Regions from separate parts of the Homo sapiens genome. Here region 2 is linked to region 1. Evidence: chromatin loops called from intact Hi-C (ENCODE). Cell type or tissue: heart left ventricle. All regions are shown on one strand. Links, peaks and the distances in the headings refer to the core of each region. The heading gives the core; the rest is flanking DNA. Region 1 has its middle 69 kb from the start of TLE3. Region 2 has its middle 130 kb from the start of TLE3.

What was found. A loop is a pair of places that touch in the nucleus more often than their neighbours do. Peaks named below come from ENCODE experiments on the same cell type or tissue, not always from the same donor. Only the 100,000 strongest peaks of a DNase experiment are listed, where the experiment ranks them.
Region 2: it touches region 1 in a loop (3.0-fold over the local background); 1 of 110 quality-filtered maps calls a loop at or near these places.

The regions. Positions count from the first base shown.
Region 1 is chr15:70,164,466-70,168,855 of GRCh38, reverse strand. No RefSeq gene overlaps it. Among named protein-coding and RNA genes, the nearest start is that of TLE3, 69 kb to the right of the region's middle. In heart left ventricle, for the core only: no CTCF peak of the experiment used is centred there; a DNase peak (open chromatin) is centred at 2,655; H3K27ac peaks cover 1,575 bases.
Region 2 is chr15:70,223,163-70,227,552 of GRCh38, reverse strand. No RefSeq gene overlaps it. Among named protein-coding and RNA genes, the nearest start is that of TLE3, 130 kb to the right of the region's middle. In heart left ventricle, for the core only: no CTCF peak of the experiment used is centred there; no DNase peak of the experiment used is centred there.

The DNA.
Region 1 (4,390 bases), core at 273-4,272:
AGAACAAACCATTGTGCAGGAAATCATTTTCCAGAAGATTCCAAAATGCCCAAAGATGACTTATCAAGTTACAAGTTTGTTTTCATATTTCAAATCTATGCCTTGATTGGCATTCAATTTGTGATTTGGTAGTAATGAAGTATATTGTCAATGACATAAACCTGTTTGGTTCGGCAAGTAAACTGGAACGATGGTCCTGAGCGGTGCTAGGTTTTGCTTGTTGGTGCTGCCTTTAGGGGCTTGCCTTTAGACATCAGAATCTTAAAGAGTGACTTCCAGGAAGAGGTGTAGCATCTACTTGGGTATATGGTTCTGATTTTTTTTTTTTTAAGACAAAGTTTTGCTCTTGTTGCCCAGACGGGAGTGCAATGGCGTGGTCTCAGCTCATTGCAACCTCTGCCTCCCAGGTTCAAGAGATTCTCTTGCCTCAGCCTCCCAAGTAGCTGGGATTACAAGCGCCCACCACCACACCTAGCTAATTTTTGTATTTTTAGGAGAGACGAGGTTTCACTATGTTGGCCAGGCTGGTCTCGAACTCCTGACCTCAGGTGATCCACCCACCTCGGCCTCCCAAAGTGTTGGGATTACAGGCATAAGCCACCGTGCCTGGCCTGGTTCTGATTTTAAATGTTAACTCGGTGTAGTGATATTAACTTTCCATGCGTTTCCTTTTCTCAAACATGTTTCCATAGTGTTCAAGGTGAAGGAGCACTAGCATGTATGAGGAGCAATAAAATATATTGCACATAAGACATCCTGATAGCAATCCATTATATCAACCTATTTTACCTAAATAATAAAAGTATTCTGAAAAAATTGGTTAATAGTAAATGGCTACATGGTGTTGTGTAACAAGTGTATTTTACATGAAATATTTAACATTATGAGGTGTATCAGATTTTAAGTAAGTTCGCCTAAGTGGTATTCCTTAGGACCTGTTACAAGGAATGCTTTTCTTTTATTTTTTTTTTATAGAGGAAATAAAACCCATTCATCAATCAACATGAAACAAACAATATTCTATAAGGACCTACACTGTGGATCAACTACAAACATAGGTTCAGGAGTGCTTGTATCCCATTCATTCTCCTAAATAGGTTAAATATTCCCCCTGCCCTAGACAGTCACTTAGTGAACCCTTCTCTCCCTGGCTGCCATGTGCAAATAGCCACTTTCCAAATGAGCCTCATAGACTAGACTATCTCATGGCCCCACTTCAAAGCTTCAAAAACAAAAAGCATTAATTACACATACCCTCTCCTGTATAAACCCTCTTCTGATGATCAACTAAAATATATATTCCAGGGAGGAAAGTGCCTTGGAATAAAATGCCCAATACAGGGGCCGTACATTGTCCATTTTCTAGCCTGTGCTCTGGGCATTGGTTTGTTCTTTGAAATCTCACTACTTTGGAAAAGTGCTTTTCCAGAGTCAGACTCACTAGATTCAGATGCTAACTCTGTCTCTCACTAGCTGTGTGACCTTGGACAAGTTGCTTAACTTCTCTGTGCCTCATTTCCTTCATTTGTAAAATATGAAAAATGGGCTGAGTTGATCCGAACTCCAATTTCATGGGCACTGGTGGGTCTAGGGCAGGGGTCAATAAACTTTTTCTGGAAAAGGCCAGATTATAAATTTTTCCAGCACCGATGGCCAGAGTTTGCCTTGAAGAGCACTGAAAGATGAGGCTGGGGGCAGGAGGGCTGTGCCCAGTCTGTGCTGTGCCCCTATTGCTGGCTCCTGTTAGGCTTTGGAGCCTTCTCCCCAGAGCGGAGCCACACAGCCCAGCTCCCCACTCGTGTGCCCCGGCCATGACCTCTTCCCCTCCGGTGAATTATATTCTACAGCTAGAATTGCCCCTGAGATCAGCTAGCGCATGCCCTTGTTTTTTAAGTGAGGAAACTATGGCCCAGAGAAGAGTAGAGATTTCCCCAAGGCCTCCCAGCCCATGGCCTGCCAGTGTCCCTGCCTGTGGCGCTAGGGAAGCCCCACCCTGGCCCTCTGTGGAATGCAAACTACAGAACTGTGGGCCCAGGCAGGACCATGGCTGGCCCAAACAAGGCCATTGTGAGAATTATAAAAAAGACCCCTTCCTCTGGAGATGTAAACGCCACGAGTGCCCACGGCATGCCAGCAGATTGTAGGGATTCAGCCCCCTTTTGGCTCCACAATAGTGTGCAACCTGCACGGCCGTACATGGAGGCCCTGGGCCCATGCCTTGTAGCAGGGATCGTTGCTAACCTTGGCAAACCTGAGACCACAGACCCATCTGGAGATGTCGGGAAATACTCAGCTTCAGGCTCTCATTGCCAGATAGGAGTACACTCCCCATGTACCAGAAATCTAGATTTTCAAGTGAAATTTGCAGTTTGTAAATGTTGGCAAGGGATTCCATTTTCTATTGTTTTATTTAAAAAAAAAAAAAAAAACCCATGCTAGTGGATCCTGTGCAGAGCACAAGGGGCGAGTCTGTGGGCTGACAGACTTGCCATCTGACTTACTCCAAACCTCTTGCAATACAGATGTGAGATGACAGGGAAGTGACTTGTCCAAGGTGACACCTGGAACCAGTGACAGCCTGTCCTCCAGCCTTCCCTAGTGCCTGTGACCCACACAGCACCTCTGTTTCACAAGTCAGCATGAATTGCATACACACCTCCCGGCCTGGCCCAGTCCCCAGCTGATATTTTTACCAAATGTCACAGCAGTTTGCAGGAAGGCCCAGGGTCTGGCTTGAGCCAGTAAATTATGATCGCTTGCCAGAGAGCTGTAAACAGGATTCTGATTAATGAATTCCTTAATGGCTGGGCCTGAGTGCAGACCTTGTCTGAGTGTCACCCCAGGCAGATACACGAGGAGGAATTGGCTGGGCAGTGGGAAGATTTGTGTCATGTCTTTGCCTCGGAAAGGGTGCTCCAAACCTGCTGGCCCTGAGCGCCTGAGTAACTACTCCTCCCTCTCTCCTAATTGTGGGCCTGCCGCATCTGAGTTCACGCCAGCCCGTGTGTGCAGAAGACCAGGGAAAGAGATGATTGAGCCTCGAGTGAAAATAGAATTGGCTGGCCTCCACTGTGATCTCAAGAAACTTGAAAATGCCCTGTCTGAATCCAAACAAAGAGCCGAGAAGCCTTTTTCCCCATGCTGGTGCTTTAAGGACCCCCTGCCTGAGGCCTGAGCCAGAGCAGAAAGCCCTGGAATCTCTACCTTTCTTAGTTGGGAATTGGAAACTCAGGCCACAGGAGCCAGACACACACTTGTCCAGACTCCCCAGGGATCTGGGAAGAATGGAAACATGGGAAAGTCACTGACCAGGAAACATCCTGCTGTGTGACCATGAGGCCAATCTCCTGACCAGTCCGGACCTTGCGTCCTCTTCTGTGACATGAAAGGCCTGGAGCACGTTGTTCACCCAGCACCTAGTACAGCCACAGGGGTGAGGTCAGAGCTAAGACCAGAGCAGGAATGGCAAGCAAACTGCGTGTGTGCCCCCGCCCCGCGACTGCACCCAGGGCAAACATCACCGATCGATCCTGGCCCTCCTTCCCACTGAGCTGGGGCCAGACCTCACAGCTTTTCTCACTGCAGAACTCAGGGCAGCACCACCAATCAATCACAGCCAGCAAGGGTGAGAAAATCGATCTGCCATCCCCAGACTGGAAGATTTGTCTTTTGTGCTCAGTCTAAGAGTGGCAGCTTGTGTGGCAGAAAGAACACTGGACGGGGAGTCGGGAGACCTAGCTAATTGTCAGGCTCTGCTGTCAGCTGGCCAGGGCACCAGGCCTCTCTGAATTCCTCAAAGTCCTTTTCTGCCCTGAGGTCATGGACGAGTAAGAGCAGGGTCTATTAATATAATCACAATGGGCGCTTATGTCTCAGGTACTGGGCAAAGCACTTCATGCCCTTTTCTCACTTAGTCGTCATAAAACTTGACAAGGGGGATTAGGATTGTCCCCATTTTGCAGAGAAGGAGATTGAGGTTCAGACAGGTTAAGTGAAAAGCTCAAGTTTACAACTAGCAAGTGTCCAAACTGAGAGTTAAACCCAGGCATCTTGTGGCAAATTAAATATGTCCACAATGTCTTTGAGGTTCCTTCCATCAAGAGGTGGGATCTGTTTCCCTCGTCCAGTCAATCTGGACTCACCATGACTAACAGGATGTGATGGAAAGGTACCAGCAAGTTCAGCAGCCTGGGCCCCAAAGGCCTGACAGCTTCTGCTCTTGCCCTTGGGATGCTGCCCCAAGGCTGCTTGTCTATCTTATTGGAGGGTGAGAGGACACTTGGAGGAGAACTGAGGCACTCCAGCATCAAACATGTGCATCAAGCCACGGTGGATTCCCCAGTCCAGCAGCCCTTCCAGCCCACCCTCCTGCTGAATGCAGCTGAGCGAA
Region 2 (4,390 bases), core at 165-4,164, 59 kb before region 1:
CCGTGTAGGGATTCACAGAAGAGGCCTTGGGATCAGATGACTTGGAGTCTAATCCCAGTCCCCAGTTTCTTAGCTAAGGACCCTGAGTGAGCTACTATCTCCTCTAAACTTCCATTTCCTCTGGGGTACAATGGTGGTCAGGTGCCCCAGAGGCTGACTCTGAGACAAAGATTGATGTGCAAATGATTTATGAGGAAAGCTTCCCAGGGAAGACTAGAGGGAGCAGGGCAGGGCTGGGGAGGAAGCCAGGCAAGGAGTGACTTCAGGCAAAGCCTCCTACTGCCCTTAGCGGGATTCCTGGGGAACTCAGAAGTGTTAAGTTTCTCTCTGATACTCTGCCCTTGACAGGAGGCAGGCTTTCCTACCCCCACCCTGCTGCCCACAGGCCTAGGACCCCTCCCTAGGGCACAGACTCCCAGGTAATAGGGACTCTCTCACCCACACAAAGTGACTCTAGCAGCTCATGGATCATCCTCCAAAGATAGTCACAGGTGCTAGGGCTCAAAAATAAACAATAGAAGTCAAAAGGGACCTGAAGACCATCAACAACATCCATTATACTCCCTCACATTGCTCCCAAAGGAAAGACTGAGATCAAATTTGTAAAGGCTTTATCACTGCGCCTGGCACACAGCAAGCAATAAAAGATAGCTATGATTGTCCAAAAAGGCTGAATGCACCAAGTGTTTAGGAAGTGCTAGGCCCTTGATGAGTACTAGACCTGGCTGGATGGAGCTGAGGAAGAGTGACCGGCACCTAGAGAGGCCTTTAGAGCAGCGCGGCTGGGAGTGGCCACCTCTCTTTTTATCCGGTGCAGCAAAAGACCCAGAATTCTCAGAACCGCCGCCGACCAAAAATGAAAAAACAAACAAAAAAATGGTATCAGCAATTAATTAGGCCTTTGCTTCAGTGCTCTGCTCTCTCTGTTTGCCTTCACCAGCTTAGCATCCAATTTTTTAGCTGAGAAGGAGGGGCAGCAGGTTTCTGAGATATTTTTTGCTAATGGGCTGAAATATTACACCCATAATTATAGCCTGGCTGCATATTTTTTTTCTTTTGCTCATTTTGTTCAGCGTGGCAAACATTGTATCTGATTACAGCCATTCATGTCTTCTTTATGAAATAGGGTTTATCACACTCGGCAGAAGGGATCAGTGGCGCTGGAGAAATTATCCAGGCTAAGAAACCCTCTATGGGCCTCTGCGGGGGAGAGGGATGCTGCCAGATCTTGTCTCCTTGGATGGGACAAGATGAGAGTGAGAGGGACTGGGACAGGAAGGATGGAGACAACCTGTCTCTGCTACTCTCCACCAGCCTGTTCCATTTTCTCCACCATCCCAACCTCCCCCCACCCATGCCCACTCCTGCCTCTGGGGCTTTGCTCATCCTGCCACCACCTTTGGCCCTTTTAAGAATGCCCTCCTCCTTCTTGTCTACCTAGACCAGTACAATGCCAAGTATGGTCCACAGACCAGCATCAGTACTTCCTAGGAGTCGGGAGTTTGCCCTCCCAACTATTGAATAGGATCTCTGCGTGCTGGGGCCCTGCAATTTGGATTTTAACCAGCCCTCCGGGGGATTCAGAAGCTCTCTCCAAAGCTTGAGACCCACTGAGCTAGATCAATCCTAAATCTAGGGCGTAGAGTCAAACGGGTCTGGGTTCCTGGTTCTGCCTCTTACGCTGTGCCATTGGGCAAGTTGTTTAATCTCTATGGACTTCAGTTTCTCATCTACAAAATAAATTATACCTGATTCGTGGGAGGAATTAAAATAATATTCTTAGATTGAGCCATATGAAATTTCAGGTTTTCTAGGCCAAGAACGCTTGAATAGCAGCAATTTCATGCGGTTCAACCCGATAGCTCCCTTCGTTTCAGCCTGCAGATCTCAGCTCAGACCACACCTCTGCATGAACCATCCATGATTACCCGGGCACAAAGTGCACGCATTCCTCGGAAAAAGCCCAGAGCTTCCTTTCCCAGCTTGTCAATTCCTTATGGGCTATCTCTGGTGCTTCTCTAGGGTGCCAATGTCATACGCTTCCCTCCCAGGCAAAGCCTCCTGGCCCCATATCCCTCACAGCAGAGGTTACTACCCATCTTTGACTTTTAAAAGAATTACTGACTGAGGCAGGAAGGCAGGAATTATTTGTTTAAAAGGAAGAGGGGTGGACAAGAGATACCGGGGATAAAAATGAGAGGTTTAAGATCCAAAGCAGAACCATAGTAGGTGTCAGGGGAAGACAAGTTCAAAGTGGAGTTTAACAGGAGGCGAGGAAAAGGCAGGAACCAGAGAGCTGCATTTCATGCCTGAAAAGGAGGCATCACACCATTGCAGACCCTCGGGTGTGAGAGGGGCTGCGGGGCACTTGACTGTGGAATGGCTCAAAGTGTGGTCCCTAGAACAGTAGCACCAGGTGTTACCTGGGCTTTGCACTCCCTCCAGCTGCTGAGTCAGAATTCCAAGAGTGGGACCTGGCAATCTGTTCAATCAGCTCTCTGGGTGACCCTGCTGCTCACTAACATTTTGAATCACTGGTTTTGTGTCTCTACCACTGCAGGTTCCTGTCCTCTTGAGAGGATCCTGCAAGTGGCCATGGAATCCACCCTTGAACACCTTCAGTGTTGGGAAGCTCTCTCCTTTCCCTTTCCAAAGCATCCTTTCCTCCTGCTGAGTGATGTCTCAGAAGAAAGAGCTGAAACTGGGGGGCGAGGGGCAGGGAGAGAAGATGTCAGGGTGGGAAGCAGTTTAGCAGGATGGAAAGGACTTTCCTCAACAAGATTCTCTGTGGCTAGATTTGCTTGAATACAGGAAGACTAATACTCCAGTAAGAGAATTACTTATTTGAAATTAACTCTTGATTATAAACTAAAATTACAGAAGGTCTTAATTACCCTTGAAATAAGTTAGTACTGGGGATATCTCACTATTGGTGGTGGGTAGAATGGGGAGGTAAGGGGTATCTCTAAACATCAGAGTAGGACTAAACACTGCCTGTTTAGGCTCTAATTTATTTTTATATTCTCAGCTCTTGAAAATGACCTACATGTTTACTGAATACCCACAGTAGGCCAGACACTGTTCTATATATTAACTATACAAGGTTTTGAACAGGATAGAAACATTTTCTGCCCTCATAGAGCTTACTTGCTGGGAGAGAAGACAGACAATAAACCAGGGAACCAAGCTGTGATATAATTTCACATTGTCATATATGCAGTGGTTTAAAAAAGTAAATGTTAAAGCACTTTTCCAACAAGGTTTACCCTAACCACCCTATTTAAAATCACAACCCCGTCCAGCACCCGTGATCACCCCTCAGCTGCTGTAGTTTTTCCCATAGCACATGCCACTTTCTAGAATAGCATAATTTAGGTATTTATTATATTTATTGTCTGTCTCCTCCCACCAGAATGTACTCCAAGAAGGCCAGGAAAAGAAAGTGTGGGGTGCTAATAGTGGGGTCTGTCTTAGTCACTGAAGCATCCCAGGTTTGTAAAGAGTGCTGAATCTGTATTATTTGGTGGCTTCCAACCAGGGGCAATTTTGCCCCCCAGGGACATTTTGCAATGTCTGGAGTCATTTTTAATTGTCACAAGTAGGAGGAGGATGCTCCTAGCATCTAGTGAGTAGAGGCCAGGGATGCTGCTGAACATGCTACAATGCACAGGAGAGCCTCCCCATCCCCCCGACACAGAAGGATCCATCCAAAAAGTCACGTGTTGAGGTTGAGAAAGCCTGTAGTAGAGAGTCAATAAATATGTGTTGGGCGGGTGGATTTAATGAGAAGAGAACGCCTATGGAAGGGTCCTATTTCACAGAGGGTAGTCACAGATGCCTCTCTGAGAAAAGGGCATTGCTTGGAGAACTGAACAATATCATGGAGCAAGCCACGTGGAGGGCCAAAGAAAGAACTTTCCAGGCAGAGAGACCAGCAAAGGTGAAGGCCTAGCATCAGAAGCAAGCTCCAGAGCTTCAACATGCTGCGAGAAGGATGGTGTGACTGGGATGAAGGGGAGAGGTGCTGAGGCCTGAGGGGAGGCAGGAGGGGCAGGGGTCAGACTTCAGAAGCTCTGCAGACCAAGGGACACAGCCTGGGTGTTATTTTAAGCAAGGTTCAAAGTCATGTAGGGAAGTAATGCGAACTGATTTATCCTCCGGTCTCTGCTTGGGGGATAGAGTTTAGCGGGGAGCAAAGTGAAAGTAGCAAAACCAATTAAGATAGAACTGCAGTGGTTCTAGGAAGAAACGTGGGGCCTGCCTTAGGGTGGGAGCAGAAGAGGAGGGGTGAGAAATGGGCAGCTTGGAGGGTGTATTTGGAAGGTAGAGTCACAGAACTTGGTGATGGGTCAAGTGTGGAAAAGGGATGACTCTTAGGTTTGGAGATGAA